2 separate regions of the Homo sapiens genome follow, and region 2 is linked to region 1. A link is a contact called in ENCODE Hi-C or POLR2A ChIA-PET data. All regions are on one chromosome and are shown on one strand. The core of a region is the stretch at or near the end of the contact, and the rest is flanking DNA. Distances in the headings are between cores, read along the strand shown.

The links. A loop is a pair of places that touch in the nucleus more often than their neighbours do. ChIA-PET counts read pairs that join two places held with the same protein, here RNA polymerase II (POLR2A). Pooled maps may share reads with other maps.
Region 2: a loop to region 1 is called in a pooled map, with 3 times the contacts of the local background. The contact joins the promoter of C17orf113 here to the promoter of KLHL11 in region 1. A Hi-C loop is called at or near these places in 2 of 50 pooled maps. POLR2A ChIA-PET finds 5 or more read pairs at or near these places in 4 of 52 experiments (GM12878, HEK293, activated CD4-positive, alpha-beta T cell and 1 more).

Annotation. Positions count from the first base shown.
Region 1 is chr17:41,863,260-41,867,441 of GRCh38, reverse strand. It overlaps KLHL11 (kelch like family member 11), which reads left to right and starts at 2,019. Exons shown (of 2, transcript NM_018143.3): 1 at 2,019-2,616. The coding sequence starts at 2,072. ACLY (ATP citrate lyase) reads left to right here. Exons shown (of 29, transcript NM_001096.3): 29 at 1-524. RefSeq lists enhancers at 834-1,334, 1,335-1,835, 3,579-4,088 and a silencer at 1,869-2,058.
Region 2 is chr17:42,048,396-42,052,577 of GRCh38, reverse strand. C17orf113 (chromosome 17 open reading frame 113) reads left to right here and starts at 1,977. Exons shown (of 3, transcript NM_001358661.2): 1 at 1,977-2,021. All of the region lies in intron 2 of ZNF385C (zinc finger protein 385C), which reads left to right. RefSeq lists an enhancer at 698-1,199 and silencers at 1,819-1,888, 1,969-2,168.

The sequences.
Region 1 (4,182 bases), core at 770-3,269:
AGGAAGGGAATGAAACATTTATGGCCTCAAGATACTATACATTTAAAGCACCCCAATGTCTCTCTTTTTTTTTTTTTACTTCCCTTTCTTCTTCCTTATATAACATGAAGAACATTGTATTAATCTGATTTTTAAAGATCTTTTTGTATGTTACGTGTTAAGGGCTTGTTTGGTATCCCACTGAAATGTTCTGTGTTGCAGACCAGAGTCTGTTTATGTCAGGGGGATGGGGCCATTGCATCCTTAGCCATTGTCACAAAATATGTGGAGTAGTAACTTAATATGTAAAGTTGTAACATACATACATTTAAAATGGAAATGCAGAAAGCTGTGAAATGTCTTGTGTCTTATGTTCTCTGTATTTATGCAGCTGATTTGTCTGTCTGTAACTGAAGTGTGGGTCCAAGGACTCCTAACTACTTTGCATCTGTAATCCACAAAGATTCTGGGCAGCTGCCACCTCAGTCTCTTCTCTGTATTATCATAGTCTGGTTTAAATAAACTATATAGTAACAATGAAGGCATACTGCTGGCTCCTGGCATCCATATCCTTTGATCTGTATTCCTTTGTAACTGTACTTTTTTCCAGACAGGGTATCACTCTGTCGCCCCAGGGCTGGAGTACAGTGGCACCATCACAGCTCACTGCAGCCTCCATCTCCTGGGCTCAAGCAGTCCTCCCACTCCAGCCTCCCAAGTAGCTGGGACTACAGGAGCATGCCACCACTCCAGGCTAACTTTTGTATTTTTTGTGGAGATAAGGTTCTGCTGTATTTCCCAGGCTCTTCTGGAACTCATGGACTCAAGCAATCCATCCTCCTTGGCCTCCCAAAGTGCTGTTACAGGCGTGAGCCACTGTGCCTGGCCTGGCCTGAACTGTACTAATAGTTTCAGTATATATGGTTTTAAAAATGCTCATCTACGGTCAGGCGTGGTGGCTCATGCCTGTAATCCCAGCACTTTGGGAGGCTGAGGCGGGTGGATCACGAGGTCAGCAGATCGAGACCATCCTGGCTAACACGGTGAAACCCCGTCTCTATTAAAAATACAAAAACTTAGCCAGGCATGGTGGCGGGCGCCTGTAGTCCCAGCTACTCCGGAGGCTGAGGCAGGAGAATGGCGTGAACCCGGGAGGCGGAGGTTGCAGTGAGCCGAGACCCGCGCCACTGCACTCCAGCCTGGGCGACAGAGCGAGACTCCGTCTCAAAAAAAAAAAAAAAAAAAAAATTAGCCTGGAGTGGTGGCGGGCGCCTGTAGTCCCAGCTACTCGGGAGGCTGAGGCACAAGAATCGCTTGAACCCGGGCGGCGGAGGTTGCAATAAGCGAAGAGCGCGCCACTGCACTCCAGCCTGGGCGACAGAGCGAGACTCCGTCTCAAAAAAAAAAAAAAAAAAAAAATTAGCCTGGAGTGGTGGCGGGCGCCTGTAGTCCCAGCTACTCGGGAGGCTGAGGCACAAGAATCGCTTGAACCCGGGCAGCGGAGGTTGCAATAAGCGAAGAGCGCGCCACTGCACTCCAGCCTGGGCGACAGAGCGAGACTCCGTCTCAAAAAAAAAAAAAACAAAAAACCCAAAACAAAACAAAAACAAAAAGAAACAAAAAAAAAAACGGATAACGAGTAACTCATTCATCCCTCATCCACTTAGCTGGGGCTAGATCTTATAAAAATCCTGTATTGCCACTCAAGGCTTTAACAACAGGTGATGGTCTAAGGTGGCTTTACTCGACAAAATGACTGCAGAGAGCATGCTACCCACTAAGGAAAGGAAGCGAGCCATACTCGCACCGACGCCCTGGGGGTAGGCCTGGGGCGAAGTCTTCTGGACTGGGCGACTGTTACTGACGGACCTCACCAAGGCAGGCAGAGCTGCTGGAGGCGAGGCGGCGCTGCTGGAGGCGAGGCGGCGCTGCTGGAGGCGAGGCGGCGCTGCTGGAGGCGAGGCGGCGCATGTGCGGCCGGCGGGCGACCTGGCCCCGCCCCGCGCGCACTATTTAATCCCAGAATCCCTCTGTGTCGTACCAACAGCCGCATCGTTCCGAGGCTGTGGAGGCCGGGCGCAGCGGCGTCAAGATGGCGGCTGCGGCAGTGGCGGCGGCGGCGGCGGCGGCCGCGGCTGCATCTCTTCAGGTACTGGAGATGGAGAGCATGGAGACGGCCGCCGCCGGCTCGGCAGGACTGGCCGCCGAGGTCCGAGGCAGCGGCACGGTGGACTTCGGGCCTGGGCCGGGGATCTCTGCAATGGAGGCGAGCGGGGGCGATCCGGGCCCAGAAGCCGAGGATTTCGAGTGCAGCTCTCACTGCTCAGAGCTGTCCTGGCGGCAGAACGAGCAGCGGCGCCAGGGCCTCTTCTGCGACATTACCCTGTGCTTCGGCGGGGCTGGAGGCCGCGAGTTCCGGGCCCACCGCTCGGTACTGGCTGCCGCCACCGAGTACTTCACGCCCCTGCTCTCGGGCCAGTTTTCCGAGTCCCGCTCGGGACGGGTGGAGATGCGCAAGTGGAGCTCCGAGCCGGGGCCCGAACCCGACACAGTGGAAGCCGTAATCGAGTACATGTACACCGGGCGCATCCGCGTCAGCACGGGCAGCGTGCACGAGGTGCTGGAGTTGGCCGACAGGTAGGCGAGGGAGGCGGGAGCGCGGAGGGCGGCGGGCGCGGAGAGGGGGAGATGCTCGCTGGCGGAGGGGAGGGCAGTGCCTGCCACGGCAGCTCGCGAGTCCTGAGTGAATGCATTGGTTTCACACTCGCTGAGCGCCTGCTTGGGGGCAGCCACCGCGGTGGGCGAGGAGGATGCACCATCAGGTCCGGCGAGGGCGCCCCGCGCCCAAGGAGCTCAGATACTAGGTGATGGGACAAAAGTGATGAAAAGGAAAGTCAGTATGTGGTAACTGTTGTGCTGACGTTCAAAAGGAATGAAAGGCTAGGGATTGAATAAAGATCTTTCTGAAGAGGTGAAGTTTAGATCGACCTCTGAATGTCAAAAAATAACTGACCGTGCAAAGATGGGGAATGAATATTCCAGACAGCGCAAACGCCCTCAGGCAGGATCCAGTTTGGCTTAGAGAAGAGAATTAAAATATAGTCCAGTGAGGCTGGATCTAGTGGATGAAGGGGAGAAGGATGCGTGAGATGCGTTGGAATAAGGAGTTTGGATTTCACTAAGTGTGATAGGAAGCTGGGTAAAGAAATAGCTCATTTAAATATTTTAATATTATTCTGCCACTGTGTTAAACGGATTGTAGGGAGCAGGAATGCTCCAGAGACTGGTTAGAAGGCAGGTAATACCGTTTATAGAGATGGAGAGGCGTTTGTTTTGGCAATTATCATCTTACAGATACATTAACAAAAATGCCTATTGAGCGCCTATTACGCATCAGCTCAGATGCGGGATTCTAAGGTGCTAGGGTTTCAGCAGTGATCAAAACAGACAAAAGTCCTTTTCCTTATCGCACTTAGGTTGGTAGATGGACGGTAAATAAGTAAAATGTATAGCCTGTTGGATGATTGTTAAATGTATAGCCTGTTGGATGATTGTCATCACTGATGAAAAATAAAGCATGGGGGGAGTACATAGAAACTGCTGGGGGAGAGGAAGTGTTTTCCAAATTGGGTGGATAGAGAATGCCCTATGAAGAAGACGTTTTGCTAAGAACCGAAGGAGGTAAGGTAGACTGTGTCAGGTAGGGGACACAGGTACAGAGGCTCTGAGGTGGAGCTTGTATGTTAGAGAACAGTGGGGAGCCAGTGTGGCTGTATCAAAGGGATGCAGGATGAGAGGAACAGGAGAAGCCCCAGGATGGTAATGGGCAGGGATCCAGATCCCGTAGGGCCTTGATGGCCTGTGGAAGGACATGAGCTTTTACTCTGATTGAAATGGGAAGGTTTGGGGCAGAGGAATGATGCAGTCTGATTTGATGAATAGTGCTGTGCTGAAAAAAGGATGTGGCGGCCAGGCGCGGTGGCCCACGCCTGTAATCTCAGCACTTTGAGAGGCCGAGGTGGGTGGATGCTTGAGGTCAGGAGTTCGAGACCAGCCTGGCCAACATTGTGAAACCCCTGTCTCTACTAAACGTACAAAAATTAGCCGGGCGTGGTGGTGTGCCTGTAATCCCAGCTGTTGGGGAGGCTGAGACACAAGAATCGCTTGAGCCTGGGAGGTGGGAGGCTGAGGTTGCAGTAAGCT
Region 2 (4,182 bases), core at 728-3,227, 190 kb before region 1:
GCATGCATGCTCTTGTGTGGCCAGTGTGCCTGCCTTTGCCTCCCAGCCAGCATGGGTATCTGTGTATCTTGGCATCAGTACCACCTCCATATGTATACACATCTCGTGTGTAGATAGAATACATGGTCTAAGTGTGGGGGGAGGTATGTATGTATGTGCCTTGATGTCTAAACCTGCCACTATCCATGGGTGATATGGGCCTCAGGTTGTGTGTCTCTGTGCTCGTGTGTGTGTGTCTGTCTGTCTGTCTTTTCCCATTATGGCAAAATAGCAGGATGTGGTTTTCCCAGATCTTCTCCCTTGGTGGCAGCCAGGGTGATGTTATTTCATAAGATTTCTGCTCTGTGCCCTGCCCCAGCCTCGGTTGGACCTTTGGGGGCAGCCTCTTCTTCTGTACTGGTCTGGCTTGCTCATACCTCTGACCACACCCCACCCTCTTGAGGCAGTTAGCTAATGAGCCATGGCTGCTCCAAGACACTTAAGGTGGCTGTTCCGCAGCAAAATGCCATCCAAGAAGACCTACCCCCAACCTGACCCTTTCAGGGTGCAGAATTCTAGACCTGAGGGCTGTGTGGTGCCACTCGGGGGCAGCTGTGGGGGCTGCAACATCTCCCTTCATTTGAGTGTAGCCAGGAGTCAGGCGGCCACACGTGTGTGTGCATGTGATTCGCGCTCCATCCCAGCAGCTCTGGGGCTGGGGTTCACAGTGAATGTCAGAGGCAGACGGTGGGTGGCACAGAGCAGTGCTGCATGGAGGATGCTGGGGCAGAGGAGTTCCCAGCAGCCACTGGTGGGGCTGGGACCTCAAATCAACATGCACCCTAGGCCTTTTGCAGAAGAGCAGCGTACCCAATTGTGAGGGGACTGGAAGGCATTTCTGGGTGACTTTGTGCTGTCTGGAAGGGGAGACTGGGTCATTGTCTGGACATGCCCTTGATCCACAGCAGCAGGCCAGCCCCCTCTCTGAATGGCCTCCACACCTAGCACCTCATTTGGTCTTCAGACCCATTTCTGTCCTGCCCTAGCCTCCTCCCCAAGTTGTAATTCCCACTTTACAGATGAGGAAACAGGCTCATAGCTAAGTGTCCAGTCCAAGGCCTCAGAGTTAAATATAACTGGAGCTCCATCCCAGGCCTCTGGACTCCACACCTCCACGTCTGCACATTCCTCTTGCAGGGAAGCTCCTCAATTCACCTCTCAGAGTAACGCAGACCGGGATGAGGGTCGGCTGTGTATCAGAGTTTTAGAAAAAGGTCACGCCAACCTCCCTCCCTCTTCCCCACTCTGTCAACCCCACTGCAAATAACTCACTAGGCTAAAACAATAAGCTTCCCAGTTCCAACTCCTCCGGAGGAGGCTTCCCACCAGGTGGGAAGGTCAAAATCCCCAGCATTCCCCTAGAGCCATCCAGCATCAGGCACTGCCCCCACCCACCCCAATTCTTCATGAACCTGCAGCGACCTGTCAACTTCCAGAGGAATCCTTGCTCTGCCATCCCACGGCCTGGAGTGCCCTTCCCCTAGTAAAAGTTCACTTACCCAGAATGCTGCGAACCCTAATTGACCCGCCCTGCAGACCTTCAGCTGGTCGCCCGCTCCTTCGTGATCCCAAAGCACTTGCTTCCAAACTCTCAGAACACTTTGCAGCCTCTACCGCGCTCTACCTGTCTGTGGCTTAGGCTGTGAGCCCCTCGAGGAACCCCGGATACATGCGCGGACCGAATGAACCCCGGCACCGCGCTGCCTGCGGTCTAGCCTCTGGCTCCTGCTGCCGCGCGTGGGGCGGCAGGGGCTGGGGGGTGGGGCCGGGGCCGGGCTGAGCGCGCTGGGCGGGAGGCGCCGCAGGTGGGCGCGGCCAGGTGAGCCCCGGGGGCGCCGCCCGCCCTGCCCGGGACCCTGGCCGGCGCTGGCTGCTGGCGCCTCTTCGCCCCCGTTGCCGCTAGTGGCTGCTGTCGCTCCGTGGAGCCCAAGGAGACCGCGGCCAGAGCGTCCACCGCCCAAGATGGTGGCTCCTGTGTCTCCGTGAGTGCGAGCGGACGGGGCGGGGGCGCCAGGCCGGGCTGGACGCCCCCTCCCGGAGCGGGCGGGACGGGCGGGCGGAGGCTCAGTGCCTCTGCGGGACCCACCGAGGGCTCTGTCACCGCGCGCCCCCCAGAGGAAGTTCCTCAGCCCTCCCCGTCCCAGCCCCCGGGAGGATGCGTGAGAAGAGGTGCAGGGGAGCCCCTTCTCACCAGGGCTGTCAGAGCAGGGGGCGCCCGGCCCTGTCTGCTGAGTGCTGGACTTCTCTTAGTGGGGTCCCAAAGCAAGGGGCCCCCAGGAGCCCGGGGAGGAGGCTCGGGACCCACATTCTGGGGCCACATGAATACTGTTTGAGGCTTACATGCCTTGGGGTCCTTGTCAAGTTGTTCCTGCTCCCATCCGGCTGGTCAGGGTGTGGAGAGAAATGAGAGGAGACCTGTGTCTGCAGCAAGTGTGCCCTCCTGGTCAGCCTTGGTCACAACTGGACCCATGGAGTTTTGTTTACACCTCACTCCACTCAGCCTGTTTCCTTGAGGTTGAGGTGGGGAGAATGTCAATGGAATTTGACCTGTTTATAGCAGCTCTGTCCAATAGAACTTTCTGGGATGATGTAAATGTGCTGTCCAATGCAATAGCCACTAGCCACATTGGCTACTAAGCACTTGAAAAGTGCCTAGTGTGAGCTGAATGCTAATGTTTTATTTAATTCTAAGTAATTTAAACAGCTGCATTTACAATAGCTGCAGTGGCCAGTGGCTGCTGTGTTGGACAGAGCCGTTTTAGAATCTCCACCTTCCTGGGCTCTACCTACCTGCCTTTTGTTCTGCAGAATGGGCAGGATAGGCAGCTTCGATGTACATGGAAAGGATCTGACAAAATTCCAGAAGGGCATCACCTTGCTTTTGCACCCCTCTGCCCCCATTCTGAGATCCTGTGCATAGTGGGCTGGGCAAGGTCATAGAATCACAGGATCTTGGGAGGAAAGGATGTCAAAGGCAGCTGTTTTAATCACCTAAAAGGTGCCCAAGGGCTGGCTCCACTGCCCTCTCTGCCTGGGAACCTGCTCTTTCTTATTCACTGCCCAACTGTGTGGTGCACTTGCTGGGTGTCAGGCACTGTACCCATCTCTGGGATTCAGACATGAAGAAGTTAGTTACCTTTCCTGCCCTCAGGGAACGTGCATGAGAAGGGGGGTGGAGAGAGGATGAAGCAAGAGAACTACACAGATAGAAGCAGAGATTTGTAATCTGTGGAGCATGGAATGGAGAGAACAAACAGGGAGCAATGACAGAAAAGAAGGGACTTCCTGGGAATGGATGGTTAAGCTAAGGCCAAAGGGGAAATGAAACAGGCCAGGTAAAGCATTGGGAGGGCAGCTGGGAATATTCTGGAAGAAGGGACAGCACGGGCAAAGGACCCGGGGGATGGGAACCTGGCACTCTGGAGGAACCCAGAGAGAAGGGTGGTGTTACTAGGAAGGAAGGGAGACACAAGTGGCCACCAGAGAGGTCAGTAGCCCTGGGCATTTGGCAGACCTCAAAGGAATTCTGGCACTGGCCTTAGAGGAGTGGGTGGTTGTGGAGGGGTCTAAAGCAGTATTTTTGTTTTTTTTTTTTTTGAGATGGAGTCTTGCTCTGTCTCCCAGGCTGGAGTGCGGTGGCATGATCTCGGCTCACTAAAGTGGTATATTTTTAAAAGCCCCCCTCTGGTTAAGAGAGGTTAAGAATGGAAACCCAGTGTGCAGTCAGGAAGCAACTGCACTCGTCCAGGCAAAAGATAAAGGTGGCCTGGACAAGGCCGCCAGGCAGTGGTGTGGAGAGAAGGGACAAGTTAGAAGTGGATTTTGGAGGAAGAATCAACAAGACCTATGGATGGAGCAGGTTCTGGATGTAGAAGAGAACAGGGATTGAAGGGCAGGTTTCTGGACAGGGCACCTAGGAAGAAGGATGGATTTCATTTCCTGAGACAGGGATGATTGGGAGAGGGGCATATTTGCTTTTGTTTTTGTTTTTAGAGACAGGGTCTCGCTGTGTCACCCAGGGTGGCTGGAGTACAGTGATGTGATCACAGTTCACTGCAGTCTCAAACTCGGGCTCAAGTGATCCTCCTGCCTCAGCTTCCCGAGTAGCTGGGACTATAGGCATATGCCACCATGACCGGCTAA